Linked DNA regions of Homo sapiens: region 2 is linked to region 1. Evidence: chromatin contacts called from ENCODE Hi-C data. All regions are on one chromosome and are shown on one strand. Each heading gives the region's core, a stretch centred on a gene start or an enhancer-like site at or near the end of the contact. The rest is flanking DNA. Distances are from core to core; before and after follow the strand shown.

Evidence for each region. Hi-C counts contacts between places; a loop is a spot of excess contacts on that map. Pooled maps may share reads with other maps.
Region 2: a pooled map shows a loop between it and region 1 (7-fold over the local background). The contact joins the promoter of OBSCN-AS1 here to the enhancer-like site in region 1. A Hi-C loop is called at or near these places in 5 of 50 pooled maps.

What each region holds. Positions count from the first base shown.
Region 1 is chr1:227,755,026-227,761,918 of GRCh38, forward strand. It overlaps SNAP47 (synaptosome associated protein 47), which reads left to right. Exons shown (of 5, transcript NM_053052.4): 3 at 3,970-4,460. Among named protein-coding and RNA genes, the nearest start is that of SNAP47, 23 kb to the left of the region's middle. RefSeq lists enhancers at 1,336-1,385, 1,426-1,515, 3,315-3,374, 6,443-6,893. Within about 2 kb of position 4,521, at least 9 of the 41 ENCODE cell types and tissues checked have a DNase peak (open chromatin) inside an H3K27ac peak, as active enhancers do.
Region 2 is chr1:228,208,699-228,216,448 of GRCh38, forward strand. It overlaps OBSCN-AS1 (OBSCN antisense RNA 1), which reads right to left and starts at 4,957. Exons shown (of 2, transcript NR_073155.1): 1 at 4,724-4,957. OBSCN (obscurin, cytoskeletal calmodulin and titin-interacting RhoGEF) reads left to right here. Exons shown (of 116, transcript NM_001386125.1): 2 at 3,068-4,073; 3 at 4,743-5,012; 4 at 5,476-5,736; 5 at 6,092-6,400; 6 at 6,865-7,131; 7 at 7,723-7,750. The coding sequence starts at 3,086. RefSeq lists a silencer at 5,044-5,093.

The DNA.
Region 1 (6,893 bases), core at 3,271-5,770:
GAAAAGAAGGAGGGGGTCAGACATGCCTCATTATGCCCTCCTCCTCCTGAAGGTTGGAATAGGAAACACTTGCCATCTGTCATCTCTAAGTGCGGCCACCTATAAGACCTAATCTTCATAACAACCTTGGCCTCCCCTTATCTCCAGCCCAGACACTCCTTTCAGTTGATTCCAGGTTTTTATTTATTTACTTTTTGAGACAGGATCTTACTCCGTCACTTGGGCTGGAGTGCAGTGGCGCGATCACAGCTCATTCCAGCCTCCAACTCCTGGGCTTAAGTGATCCTCCCACCTCAGCCTCCCATGTAGCTGGACCACAGGCATGCATTACCATGTCTGGCTAGTTTTGTTTTCTTTTTTTTCTTTTTTTCTTTTATTTGAGATGGAGTCTCGCTCTGTCACCCAGGCAGGAATGCAGTGGCGTGATCTCGGCTCACTGCAACATCTGCCTTCCGGGTTCAATCAATTCTCCCACCTCAGCCTCCTGAGTAGCTGGGATAACAGGTGCACACCACCATGCCCAGCTAATTTTTGAATTTTTAATAGAGACAGGGTTTTGCCATGTTGGCCGGGCTGGTCTTGAACTCCTGGGCCTCAAGTAATCCACCTCGGCCTCCTGAAGTGCTGGGATTATAGGCGTGAGCCACCATACCCAGCCTAGTTTTTTTATTTTTTTGTAGAGATGGAGTCTCACTTTGTGCCCATGCTGGGAGTCCAGGTTTTTAGATAATAACTCTTAACTAAAGGTGACAGGAATGCACCCACAGGCACTGGCTCACCTGCAGGCCACCAACCAGCAGAATGACGTGGAGTTTGTCTGGGACAATTGGAGGAGAACCTGGGCCACTGAGTGGCCCAACGCCAGGGGGCCACTTTTAACCAATTGCCATCTTTTAACCAATCTTTTAACCAATTGCCAATCAGAAAATCTTTGAATCTACCTGTAACATGTAAGCATCTGCTTTGCGTTGTCCTGTCTTTCCAGACTGAACCAATGCATTGATTGATGTCTTATGTCCCACTAAAACATATAAACCCAAGCTGTAACCCAACTACCTTGGGCACATGTTCGCAGGACCTCCTGAGGCTGTGTCACTGGTCATGGTCCTCACATTTGGCTCAGAATAAATCTCTTAAAATATATTACAGAGTGTGGCTTTTTAAATCAACAGTGGTAAAGTAATAGGAAAGAAAATTTGGCTTAATAAAAGCAACACTTCTGACTATATACAGTTGTTGAAAGCCTAGTAAGTTGTCACATGAGCAGTGCGTCTCTCATCTCTTTTGGATTGTGTAACGCGACTCACATTGGACCCCAGCCCAGAGGACCTTCAGTCCCCTTTCAGTTTTGAGATTCCTAGGTATGAGTATGATTTTTCTTCTTTCTTTGTCAATATCAGTTTCCTTTAAGATCTAATTTGCAAATTAGTCACCTTTAAGAAAATCCCCTGTGCGTGACCAGGTGCCACTTTGATACACAGAATATTTCTGGACCCGGCCCCGGCCATTTAGATCAGGCTCCTGCCTGTCCTTCTGCCTGCTCAGAAGCATCCTACCATCCTCAGCAGTGCCCCGATGGTGGTGGCTCTGCCCACGTGTATTTCCAGCAAACAGTTAGGGTGCTGCCTGTCTGAAATGGGGTAGATCTTGGAGGGGATGTCCCAATCATGTGGAGAGGCTGGCGAGGGACTTTTGCCTGGGGTCCTGGGGATTGCACCTCCCATGGCGTGTTGCTGCCCAACAGCAGCTCTAGGTGTCTGCTTAGGCCAAGTTACCGTGCACAGCACCCAGGGCTGAGCGTCCTGGTCCTGCCATGCCCCACTGTTTCTGGCTGTGCTCAGGGACGTTTCTCCCTTGGCAGTGCTTCCCATGGGTTGAGGTGGGAGCAGGCCTCCTGCCAGGGAGCCCAAGAGGCAGGGAAGCAGGTTGTTCACCTCGATCTCACTTTTTCCAGGTTAGAGACTGTGAGTCAGGGGAACTTTCTCCAGATGAGGGACGTCTCAGATGTGGAAGTTCAATTCCCTTAGTCTCTCTAGGAATTGTTCCTTTCTCTGTGGCTCCAGGGGCCATCCCATTCTCACATTTGAGTTCTGGGATATTGCTGGTGCTGTGCCTTTGTTTCTGGTTTTCAGCTGAAGGAGTGGAGCCAGCTTGTGTCTATGGCATGATTTTGGAACCAGAAGTCTCCACGTTCATCCCTAGAGCTTCACTATAGGGCTAGGAGTCATCACTGTAAAAGAAAACCTAAAGTCATCACTGTAAAAGAAAACGTGTGAGTGTGGCTCTTGGCAACTAAAACAGACCATCTTGGGTGCAGCCAGCACAGGGCACCATTTTGACATTTCACATCCATCTACTGCATCAAAAATCTTACAGTCACTTAGAGATAAGTCAGGGCAAGGAAGCCACGGAGTGCTCACTCATCTACCTTCATCAAAATCCCAAACGCCAGTCAGCAAACTGTGCACCTTTTGTTTTAATTTGGATAATGATACATAATCTTGACTAAGAATGGCCTATAAGAAATGCAGGATGTGTACTGTAAACTCTTGCTGAGGTCATATAATGTCTTCCCATTGATGTATGGGATACTGAAGCCAACGGCAGGTCTAGTAACTGCAGTTATTTTAAAGCAGGGGTTAATGTGATATATTGAGATCTGCAATAACTAATGTGATGAGACTTCTGTTGGTGACAGTCAAAGGTTCAACTAATACTGAAGCTGTCTACAGTCAGGATGGAAGGAAATGCCACATTCAACTGGAAGTTAGTGAAAGTAGCCATGATTTTCCCCATGTAATCTTGCTAATAATTCTAATAGGCTGGCCCATGGCAGTTAGCTTAGGTGCAGTGCCACAACCATGGCAGCCATTCCTTCAAATAAGCCCCTCCTTCTCTCCCCCCAGCATACCCACTGATTCTGTTCTCTGGAGAACCTGACTGACGCAGTCACCCTGCTGGGCAGCATGGGGAAAGAAACAAATGAGCTCAGGGTGCTCCAGGAACAGCCTGGACGTTTCTGGATCTGCCCCAAGGGAAGCCCTTAGCTCCTGTAGCTGCAGGACAGAGCTTTGTGAAAACAGAATCTGGAGTCTCCTGCTGCAGATGGCTGAATTCTAACTGTGCATGGCATCTGCTGTGACATTGAGGGCATGACCGAGAAGGAATGGGACCCTGAGAACCCCAGTGTAGACGCATGGCTGCAGTCTGCAGAAGCTGGGGACGCTGAGTCCCTGAAGGCCACAGAAACTTCCTGGCCAGTAGAGGTAGCCCTTCCTCCCAGTCTAGGGAGATTCATCCTGCAAGACGTGCCGGGTTCTCCTCAGCTTCTGTCCCCACACCTGTAGATGCTCAACTAGACTCCAATCCCAGCAGAGGCTGAAAGACAGGGTGCAGAGTGTACTCTGAGGAGGAGGTGCAGTCGGCACCAACAGGAATCTGGAGCATGCGGACGAGAGTGGGTGTTGAGAGTGTGGGTGGTGGGGAAGCATCTAATGCTGAGTCTGGCTGAGGCTGGGGGAAGGGGCCTGCTAGGCAGAGCTTCAGTTGTCACGTGTGCCTGCTACAGTATGGACAGCGCAGACGTAGAACATTCCATCACTGCAGAAAGGTCTGTTAGATAGCTCCCTAGACAGTAAGTACAGGTTTCATTTTGAATCAAGATGACCCAGATCAAGGCAGCAGGGTGTGGGCAGAGTGATATTCTAGGCAGAAGGTGTGCATTTTTGCTGTCTTTTTGCTGGTTGGCTTTGCATCTAGATGAATGTTCTCACTGCTGGCCCCCAGCTTTCTCTTCTCACACTGGAGATAAAAGTCCCTGTGCCTCCTGCTTCATGGAGTGCTTGTGGAAATGAAGTAGAGTAAAATGGCAACATGCTTTACAAAGGTTAAAACCGTTTTCCAAAAAAAAAGGTATTACTCCTTAAAAATGAACTGATCCAGTTTTCCATGTTTTGTTTGCTTTTTCAGATTGCTGACAGAACTGGAATCTCCTGCTTGGTGGCCCTTTAGCTCCAAGCTTTGGAAGACACCACCGGAAACAAAGCCCAGGGAAGATGTCTCCATGACCAGTTGTGAACCCTTTGGGAAAGAAGGGATACTGATAAAAATTCCTGCTGTTATTTCCCACAGAACAGAGTCTCACGTTAAACCAGGGAGGCTCACCGTCCTTGTGTCTGGGTTGGAAATACATGACTCCAGTTCTTTGCTCATGCACAGGTTTGAAAGAGAAGACGTGGACGACATCAAGGTCCACTCACCTTACGAAATTAGCATCCGCCAGCGGTTTATTGGAAAGCCAGACATGGCCTATCGTTTGATATCTGCCAAGATGCCAGAGGTTATCCCCATTTTAGAAGTGCAGTTCAGCAAGAAGATGGAGCTGTTAGAAGATGCATTGGTGCTCAGAAGCGCAAGAACCTCTTCCCCCGCAGAGAAGAGCTGCTCAGTCTGGCATGCAGGTTAGTGACCGACAAGGCAGTGAGCGCGTGCACAGACTTCTAAAATTACAGGCAGACTCAGCACGCCTGTGGGAAATGCCTAACAGATGCGTCACCTAGAGCAGCTGCTGGCCTCCAGCTTGCTAGAGACAGCTCGTTTGTTTATACATAAAAACAATTCCAGACCATTTTCCTTGTACTTGACATCTGTGAATCTGAAATCACTGAGAGTTAACTGTACACTTGATAGGTGCGTGAATTCCAAAGCGGTTGGTACCATGCTTTGGATACAGTTTATCCTCACCAAAGCTCATGTGGAAATTTGGTCGCCAGTGTGGCAGGGCTGGGAGGTGTTTGGTCACAAGGACTCTGCCCTCTGGGTGGCTCAGTGATGTTCTCATGGTAGTGAGTGAGTGCTCCCTCTGGGAAGCCTGGATGAATTCTGGGAATGCATTAGTTCCCAAGAGTGGGTTGTTAGGAGGCAGGATGCCCCTCTGATTCTGTCTCTTTGCCTGTGTCCGCTTCCCCCTTGAGTGTCTCTGCCACAACACGAGAGCCCTTGGTGGAAGCCAGGGCATGCCCTTGGACTTCCCAGCCCACAGAACTGTCAGTTGACTAAAGGTCTGTTCTTCGTAAATTACCCAGTCTCAGGTGCTCAGTTATGGTGATGCAGAACCTGCTACGACACAGAAAGGGCTTTCAGAATGAGTGCATCAGAGCAAAAGGAAGCTCCTGCTGTTGTCTCTGTCATCTCCCCTCATTTTGATGTGGGAACCAGCACCTCAGGATTGTTACTGGCACCATCTCCACTTCCCCTGGTGGGGCCATTCCCATCACCCCTACTTTGCCCACTCTTGTTTCCCTGGGCATTTAATCTAGGTTTTCCTAGCCTGGCGCCCAAACATGCTATTAGGGATCTGTGTGTTGGAGAACTGTGCAGCGTGGTTCTGTGTGTTTGTGGCATTCTCAGATGTGTGTGGAGTGGCCATGGTACCTTCCCGCAGACTCCATTGTAGATTGTGAATGCTCAGCTGGCCTGTCCTGGGGGCCGGGCTGAGGGGCAGACACCCTGGGTCTTGGCACGTCCACCACGTTTGGCCTACCTCCTCCCTAGCACAGGACCGAGGCTTATGTGCTAGGAGCCGCCATGGTCCTGCCCGTCTGATGGGAGGCTGGTGGCCTCTTGGTGTTATTCTTGCCTTTACCCTTTCCTTGGTTAGGAGGTGGGGCCTCTGATGCGTTGTATTTGTTTTGGCCCTGCAGGTTTTGCTCTATGGATGGCCTGTTCTGTTTTCTTCTTTCCTCATGTGCTTTCTTCCCCCACAGATGTGCACGACTTTCCTACTATCCTAGTCCATCAGCCTTGGCTGGCTTTAGAGGCTATAGCCACTTCCTCTAGAGTCTCTTCCTCCCTTACAGAAATCTTTTATCTTGCCATGGTAAAATCCACCGATTTTCCCCTGCAGTTTGTCTTCGAGCTCTGATTAAGAAATCTGAATGTCATAAAAGACTCCATTTTCTAATATTAGCATTATAGCTAATACGCATGCATGTATACATATGTACACATGTGTATCAATGCCTATGTATTGTGCATGTATGTGACATGTACGTCCACACTATAATGCGTGTCTATACGTACAGCATGTAAAGCTGTATTCTTCAGGATTTTAAATGCCAGGTGTCTGTTAAAAGTAAGAGATATTTGCTACCCTTTCGGTTTCTCTAATTTTTCTCTTAAGAGAAAGATTTCAGTTCCTATAACCTGTTTCTCTAACATGAAAATGTTTTGCTTGCTATTCCAGATGGCTTCAAGTTTCGGAAAGAAATACACATAATAATAGATTGAGTCCCATGAGCCCCAGGGCTGAATACACACCCTAAAAATGAAAGGTGCACACCTTAGATATGCAGCACGTAGTTGAATCACAGAAAACCTACCACCTTTCTGTATATGTCTTAAAGTCAGGGGTTGCAAAGAGAGGCATTGACCCCTATGGAATGGAGCATGTGGTGTGAAATGTAATGAAATCCATTGATCAAGATGAGATCAAAGGTCACCATGAGCTGCTGTCACTAAAGTGCAGGCCTGAACCCGAGTGTCCTAGTGGGAGACAGGCTACAGAAGCATAGGAAGCAGAGGTCTTCACCCACATTCAAGGTAAATGGTACAGGCGTACTCCTGCACGTGGCTTCAGGGAGGAGGTATGTGACGTGCTGTGGACTGGTGGTGTGGGGACTGAAGAGGGGTCCCTGGGTATGTGTGGCGTCAGGCAGGAAGTTTGTGACATTCTGTGGAGTTCAGGACTGCTCTCCAGGGTCCCAGTAGAGAAGCACTCAGTGTGTTTAGTGGCCCTGCCATGTTGCCGACCTGGCTGCACCGTGGTGGCGAGCACTCCTGTGTTCCGCAGGCTGGTGTTTGTAAGTGGGTTCCTGCAATCTGTGCCGTTTGAG
Region 2 (7,750 bases), core at 3,707-6,206, 450 kb after region 1:
CAGGCTGCCCAGGTTGTCTGTCAGTGTAGGGGTGGGGAGGGCCAGCGAGGTGGCACCCTGGGAGCTGCCTCCCACTCTGGACTCTTCCCTGTGATGGTCCCGGGCCCCTGGAAGACCAGAGTGGCAAAGTTCTGCAACAGTCAGGGTGGAGGGGCTGCTGAGGGGTGGGCGGCTGTGGGTGGGGCCTGTCACCCGGGGCATGGTTTGGTGGGGGGGGGGGGAGCGTCCCACAGCGTTGGAATGAGGCCTCAAGGGGCTGAGGAGCCCAAGTGTGGTCCATGGTGGGTAAAAGGCTTTCCTGGGAGGCTGAAGTCTCCCCCTCCTGGGGAAGCTCGTGGGGTGCCCAGACCCAAAACGTGGCAGAGAAAAAAGACAGCCTCTGCAGATGTCCCAGTGCCCGATGGATTCCTGGGAGCCCCACGGGTGACCGTGGTGGCCCCCTTCCTGCTCGGCCTGTTTCTTCATCTGTGATACGGGTTGTCAGGGAGGAGGATGACTCCTGAACCCTCAAGTGTCTTTGCTTGGTGAGCCCCTCTCTGGCCCTAGGCCTGCTGACCGGTGGGGACGCCTCCTGATGGGGCTGCCATGAGCCCCCCAGACCCTGCAGTCGGCCTCCTGGGCCTGCACCAGGCGACAGAATGCAGGGCTATAGTGCCGTCCCTGGCAGCTGATGAGGACCTCAGTCTCTACCCGCTCTTCCCAGGCCAAGGTCAGCCTGTGCACCTCTGTCCCTTCAGCACAGGCAGTAACGGGAGCTCCCTGACCTGTCCCGGTCCTCTAGGCCCAGAGAGGCTACCCACACATGCTGCCTCATCTGTTCCACTGTGACCCTGGCAGGGCCAGCTGGGGATCTGGGTGTGGCAGAGGTTGGGGGAGAGGATGCCCCGTTCTGCTTTTGGGGAACCCACAGACCTGCTATATGATTTTTTTTTTTTAAGAGACTGGGCCTTGCTCTGTTGCCCAGGCTGGAGGGCAGTGGCATACTCACAGCTCACTGCAGCTTTGACCTCCTGGGCTCAAGCCATCCTCCTGCTTCAGTCTCTTGAGTAGCTGGGACAGCAGGCACCTGCCACCATGTCGAGTTAATTTGTTTTAATTGTTTTTGTAGAGATGGGGGTCTCACATGTTGCCCAGGCTGGCCTCGAACTCCTGGGCTCAAGGGATCCTCCCACCTCTGCCTCCCACAGTGCTGGGATTACATGTGCTTGCCACCACACCTGGCCTGACTGTATGACTTTGGAGAGTGCTGGGGACAGCCCAGAGCTCATGGGCCCTGCAGAGTTGATGTCAAAGTAGCCCTTTTGAGTCCTGGGAGGAGCCCATAGAGGCAAATTCCCAGAAAGGGTGAAACTCGGACCCCGGTCCCTGCTGTGGGCAGGCCCCTGCCCAGGTCCTCCCCAGCCCCAGAGCCCTGCTGTGGGTGGGGAGGCTGGGCTGCAGCATAGGTGCTGCCTGCACAGTGAGTCAGCAGACTGGTGCCCGCTGCGCAGTCCAGCCCTGCTCCAGCCTCAGACTGCCCAAGGGGATTAAGGGGGATTAACTACCTGAATCACAGGACCAGGAGGAGGGCCTGGGAACGTTGCCCTGGCTCAGCCCACAGTGGGCAGCCCAGGCCCAGAAGCTGGTGGCTCTGGCCTGAGAGAGAGTACAGGCGAGGTGCCCTGGCGGGGGCCTCTCCACCATGGGGTGGTTGTGCCTGCCAGGGCTGGAGGGAGTTAAGGCGCCCCGGGCCAGCCCAGTGCCAGTGGGGCCCACTCACACCCGCTGTTCCTACAGAAGAGCTGCATAGGCACGGTAGTGTCAACCCACACCATCTATATGGGGGGATCTGTACTGGGGCGGCTGGCCTGCTGGGCTCCGCCTGGGGTGGTCAAAGGACAGCATCACCTGGGGCCTTTGGCACTGGTGTCCACCCTCAGCCCTGCAGCATGTCCAGCTGGCCAGTGTGGCTGAGAACTGTGGGGTGACCAAGTTGGGCCTGGCTGACCCAGCCCAGCTGGTCTCAGCCTGGAGGTCTCTAGCCCTTCCAGGGGGATGTTACTGGCCTTGCCAGCTCCAGACTCTGGGGTCCCCCAGCTATGCTCCCAAGCCAGATCCCTGACTGTGCCCTGCCCTTGCATCCCAATCCCACCCTGGGGCTCAGTGGGGGGGCCTGGGAGCAAGCAGCTAAGTGGTTTCCAGTCCTTCCCGCTCATGGATAAAGAGCATGCCCCTGGGGAGGAGGGAGGTGTGTGACCCTGCAGAAGAGGTGAGGCCCCTCTGCAACAAGGGCAGCTTCAGGCCGGACTGGCCCCTCAGTGCAACCTGGAGGGGCTGCTGAAGGAGAGCTGCGTAGGGGTCGGGGGGAAGAGGAGGGAGTAAGGGCTTTGCCCAGGGCGGAGGGTGCATCTCACCTAGAAGAGGCTCAAAGGGGAGCCTGCCAGGGTGGAGAACCGGTGACCTCCTTGTGCGATAGGCAGAGGAGACGGGCATGAGACCGGTGCCCATGGTGGGCCTCCTGCACCCAGGCCTGCCGGGGCTCAGCGAGCCTCCCCTTCTTGATGTGGGGGACACACAGGCCAGCTGAAGTTTTAGGCCCGAGAGGCAGCAGTGTGTGCGGTAGGAGAAAGGATACCACCCCGCAGGTAGGGAGTGGCCTACAGTGCACCAGGCAGGTCTGCCTGCCTCAGGAAGGTGCAGCAAAGCTTGTAGGCTGGGAGGAACCAAAAATAGCGGGCACTGCGAGGGAGGGGGCCCTGCCTGGTTGCTAGGGGGTGTAGGTTTGGGACATGTGCTCCAGTAACTGCAGCTGAGGCAGTGGGTCCCTGTAGGTAGGGAGAGGGAAGGAGATGTTCTCAGCGGCTAGAAGAGCCGTTTGCAGGTGAGGTTACCAAACCCCAAATGCCCAGAAAGGGGCAAGTCTGCACTTCTGGGTCACGGTGCCAACCGGTGATGCTTCCTCAGGGCGCGGGGAGTGGGGGGGAAATAGGATGTGTGGAGGTGTTGAACTGGGTTCCTCAGGCGGCACGGTGGGGTGCACCCGGGCCTCATTCCAATCCCCACTAAGGCCATCCCCACCTACTTGCAGGTCCCCGCCGCCACCCTCATGGATCAGCCACAGTTCAGCGGGGCGCCCCGCTTTCTCACCCGGCCCAAGGCCTTCGTGGTGTCGGTGGGCAAGGACGCCACCCTCAGCTGCCAGATCGTGGGTAATCCCACGCCACAGGTGAGCTGGGAGAAGGACCAGCAGCCGGTGGCGGCCGGCGCGCGCTTCCGTCTGGCCCAGGACGGCGACCTCTACCGCCTCACTATCCTGGACCTGGCGCTGGGCGACAGTGGGCAATACGTGTGCCGCGCGCGCAATGCCATAGGCGAGGCCTTCGCTGCTGTGGGCCTGCAGGTGGACGCGGAGGCCGCGTGCGCCGAGCAGGCGCCGCACTTCCTGCTGCGGCCCACGTCCATCCGCGTGCGCGAGGGCTCAGAGGCCACCTTCCGCTGCCGCGTGGGTGGCTCCCCGAGGCCGGCAGTGAGCTGGTCCAAGGACGGGCGGCGCCTGGGTGAGCCCGACGGCCCCCGCGTGCGCGTGGAGGAGCTCGGCGAGGCAAGTGCGCTGCGCATTCGGGCGGCGCGGCCGCGCGACGGCGGCACTTACGAGGTCCGCGCCGAGAACCCGCTGGGCGCTGCCAGCGCCGCCGCGGCGCTAGTGGTGGACTCGGACGCCGCGGACACGGCCAGCCGGCCCGGGACCTCCACGGCCGCGCTCCTGGCGCACCTGCAGCGGCGGCGCGAGGCTATGCGCGCCGAGGGCGCCCCCGCCTCACCGCCCAGCACCGGCACGCGCACCTGCACGGTGACTGAAGGCAAGCACGCGCGCCTCAGCTGCTACGTGACCGGCGAGCCCAAGCCCGAGACGGTGTGGAAGAAGGACGGCCAGCTGGTGACCGAGGGCCGGCGCCACGTGGTGTACGAGGACGCGCAGGAGAACTTCGTGCTCAAGATCCTCTTCTGCAAGCAGTCGGACCGCGGCCTCTACACCTGCACGGCGTCCAACCTCGTGGGCCAGACCTACAGCTCTGTGCTGGTCGTAGTGCGCGGTGAGCTCCTGGGTGCGGGGCGCGCGGGCCCAGGCTCCTCCGCAACCCGTGCACCTGGGTCCTTTCGCCCTTGCGGTCTGCCGTTTCCCACCCGCGTCTGTCCGGTCGTGGAATCCAGGGTTGCAGGTGTCCGTTCCTGGTGCGCAAAATGCGGGCGACGCCCCACGACCTATTCTAAACACCCGCAACCCGCTTTCCCCACCCAGTCCCCTGCCCGCCCCGCCCCCTTTGCATGCCGCGCCCCCAACCCGCCACCGCTGGCCCACAGACAGGGGCGAGAGGTGTGAGAGGGGCGGGGCCGCAGGGGATCCCACCTCCTCAGCCCCGCCCTCTCCCTCCCGCTGCTCCCAACCCAACCTCCACCACTCTGCCTTCTGCTCTTCTACTCCCCCGCCCCCCAACTTCCTGTCTCCTCCCCTGCGCCCTTCCCAACCCTTAGCCCCTCTGCCTCCTGCTCGCTCCTCTCCCCAGCCCACTCCTCTACCCTGCACCCTCTCCTTTCCAGCCTCCCAGCCCCTCTGCTCCTGTCCCCTATTCCTTCCCACACCCTCACCTCTGCATCCTCCAGTCTCCTTTCCCGCCCACAATCCCCCAATTTCCCCCTTCCCACCCCGCCGTCGTCCTGCACCCTCCGGCCCCGCCCCTCTCACCAGTCTTCTCTCCTGGCAGAGCCCGCGGTTCCCTTCAAAAAGCGGCTGCAAGATCTGGAGGTGCGGGAGAAGGAGTCGGCCACGTTCCTATGTGAGGTGCCCCAGCCGTCCACTGAGGCCGCGTGGTTCAAGGAGGAGACGCGGTTGTGGGCGAGCGCCAAGTACGGCATCGAGGAGGAGGGCACCGAGCGCCGCCTGACCGTGCGCAATGTCTCGGCCGACGACGACGCGGTGTACATCTGCGAGACGCCAGAGGGCAGCCGCACGGTGGCGGAGCTCGCAGTCCAAGGCAGGCGGGGCGGGGCACGGGGCGGGGCACAGGGCGGCTTCGGGGAGGTAGCGGGGGCAAGGAGGCACCGAGAAGGGAGCCGGGGGCGGGGGAGGGGGGAGCCAGGCCGCACGGGCTGGGCGGGCACGGGGGCGGGCAGGGTGCAGACGGACTGGGCTTGCGAGGTACGAGTTGGGACTGGGGCAGGCAGGGGCGGGACTGGGGCGGGAAGGGCAGGTAAGGTGGGGGCGGAGGAGCAAGCTCGGGCCGGGCACGGGGTGGTGATTAGGGGGAAGGGGAGACGGAGTGGGCAGGGGTCTTGTGGGACCGAGCTGGGACTTGGGCCGGCGGGACAGGTAAGGGGTTGCGCGGGGGAGTGAATCGGAGGCAGTTGGGAACCGGGAGACAGGGGGCAAGCGGAGGAGCGAGTCTGGAGCGGGGCGTGCAGGGGCTGGTCTGACTGGCCCGGCTCCCTCCACCCCAGGAAACCTCCTCCGAAAGCTCCCTCGGAAGACGGCGGTGCGCGTGGGCGACACGGCTATGTTTTGCGTGGAGCTGGCGGTCCCGGTGGGCCCCGTCCACTGGCTGCGGAACCAGGAGGAAGTGGTGGCGGGGGGCCGCGTGGCCATCTCCGCGGAGGGCACGCGCCACACACTAACCATCTCCCAGTGCTGCCTGGAGGATGTGGGCCAGGTGGCCTTTATGGCTGGCGACTGCCAGACGTCCACCCAGTTCTGCGTGTCGGGTGAGGGCCTGAGGGTGCTCCCAGGATGGCATCGCTTCCCTGCTGTCTCCCTGGTCCCAGTCCCCTGCCCTCCATTACCTCAGCTCTCTGGGCTTCAGCCTGCTGTACCGAGGGCCGCCGGGCAAGACCATAGCCCTGGCCCTCCAACGTTAGGCTCCCTGAGCCCCCGCGCAGTCTTTCAGCTGCAACCAGAGAAGTGGCTGCAGGTCTGGGGCTGGAGGTTGTGGCCAGTGGTCCAGGTCCCCAGAGCAGCCCCAAGAGAGCTGGGGATCCTGTGACACCCCTCCAGGTGATTCCAGACCCAGGGCTCAGGAAGAGGCTCCCAGTAGTTGACCTCTGCCCACCCTCTACACAGCCCCCAGGAAGCCTCCCCTGCAACCCCCTGTGGATCCTGTGGTAAAGGCCAGGATGGAGAGTTCCGTGATTCTCAGCTGGTCCCCACCACCCCATGGGGAACGCCCTGTCACTATCGACGGCTACCTGGTAGAGAAGAAGAAGCTTGGCACCTACACCTGGATCAGGTGCCACGAGGCTGAATGGGTGGCTACACCTGAGCTGACCGTGGCTGATGTGGCGGAGGAGGGGAACTTCCAGTTCCGAGTGTCCGCTCTCAACAGCTTTGGTCAGAGTCCCTACCTCGAGTTCCCGGGGACTGTCCACCTGGGTAAGTGGGACCTCCCTGTTACAACCTACGGGGCTGCTCACCTGCCCCGGAATCCCCCAGGTCCAGCTTCAGGGGAGGCCAGAGTGGCCTCATGGGGACCTTCTGTGGGGAGGGGGGCTGCCAAGGCCTTGCCCTGGTGCAGTGTCCGTGGTGGGAAGGATAGGTGACCCCACTACAGGGCCCCTGGGAGCCTGCCTGTCTCCAGCAGACCCAGGGGACGGGGCTCCAGGGCTGCCCCACTCTGGTGGGGCTTGTAGGATGCTGGAGGGGTCTCAGGGCAGCTGTACCTTGTCCTTGTTCCTTCATGAGCCTGACTCATGCTATGGTCGCTCTGTGTGTTGGCTGGGCTTCCTGGAGGAGGAACATTTAGGTCTAGGCTCTGTAGGAAGAGAAGGGGAAGGCAGAGACCTCCTCAGCACTCCCCACTCCTCCTCGGCCCCTTTCTGACGCTGCCCGCCCCACAGCCCCCAAGCTGGCCGTGAGGACACCGCTGAAGGCGGTGCAGGCGGTAGAGGGTGGCGAGGTCACTTTCTCCGTGGACCTCACGGTGGCCTCAGCGGGTGAGTGGTTCCTGGATGGGCAGGCCCTGAAGGCCAGCAGTGTGTATGAGATCCACTGTGATCGCACCCGGCACACGCTCACCATCCGGGAGGTGCCCGCCAGCCTGCACGGGGCGCAGCTGAAGTTCGTGGCCAACGGCATTGAGAGCAGCATCCGGATGGAGGTCCGGGGTAGGTGGAGGGCCCCAGCTTGGGACCCTGAGCCTCATTTCTCCAGGGTGGGCGGTGTCAGGGCTCCAGGTAGGGCTGCTACAGGTCTGAGGGCCCCAGGACACCCTGTCAGCCTGCAGGTCACTGGGATGAAGCAGGCAGGGTGGTGGGCGTGTGAGGACTCACCCAGGCTGGCTGGTGGCACTGGTCCCTGGTGTCTGGGTGAGGGCCTGGGGCTGCAGGGGTCCTGCTGGGCAGAGCCTCATGTCTGTCTCCCCACTTTCCTCCTTTCCCCCTCCTGCCTCCTCTATCTTGTTAATCTTTTCCCTTCCGTTTCTTTCCTGCTTTTTTCTGTCTCTGCCATCCCATGCCTGGCTGTTCCACCTCTGTCTCCCCTGCTTCTCTGGTGTATCTGTGACCTCTGTTCTGCCATTGTCTCCCCTGCCTGCCTCTCCCTCGCTGTCCTCCTGTGCTGTTCTCCTGGGTCCCTCCCTTTATCTTTCTCTGCCCCGTGTCTGTCTCTCCTTGTCTCCCCTTCCGTCCATTCCCCTCTGTTCACCTTTCTGTGCCCCTCCGTCCATTCCCCTCTGGCCACGCATACCTGGCCCCCAGCGGCCCCAGGGCTGACTGCCAACAAGCC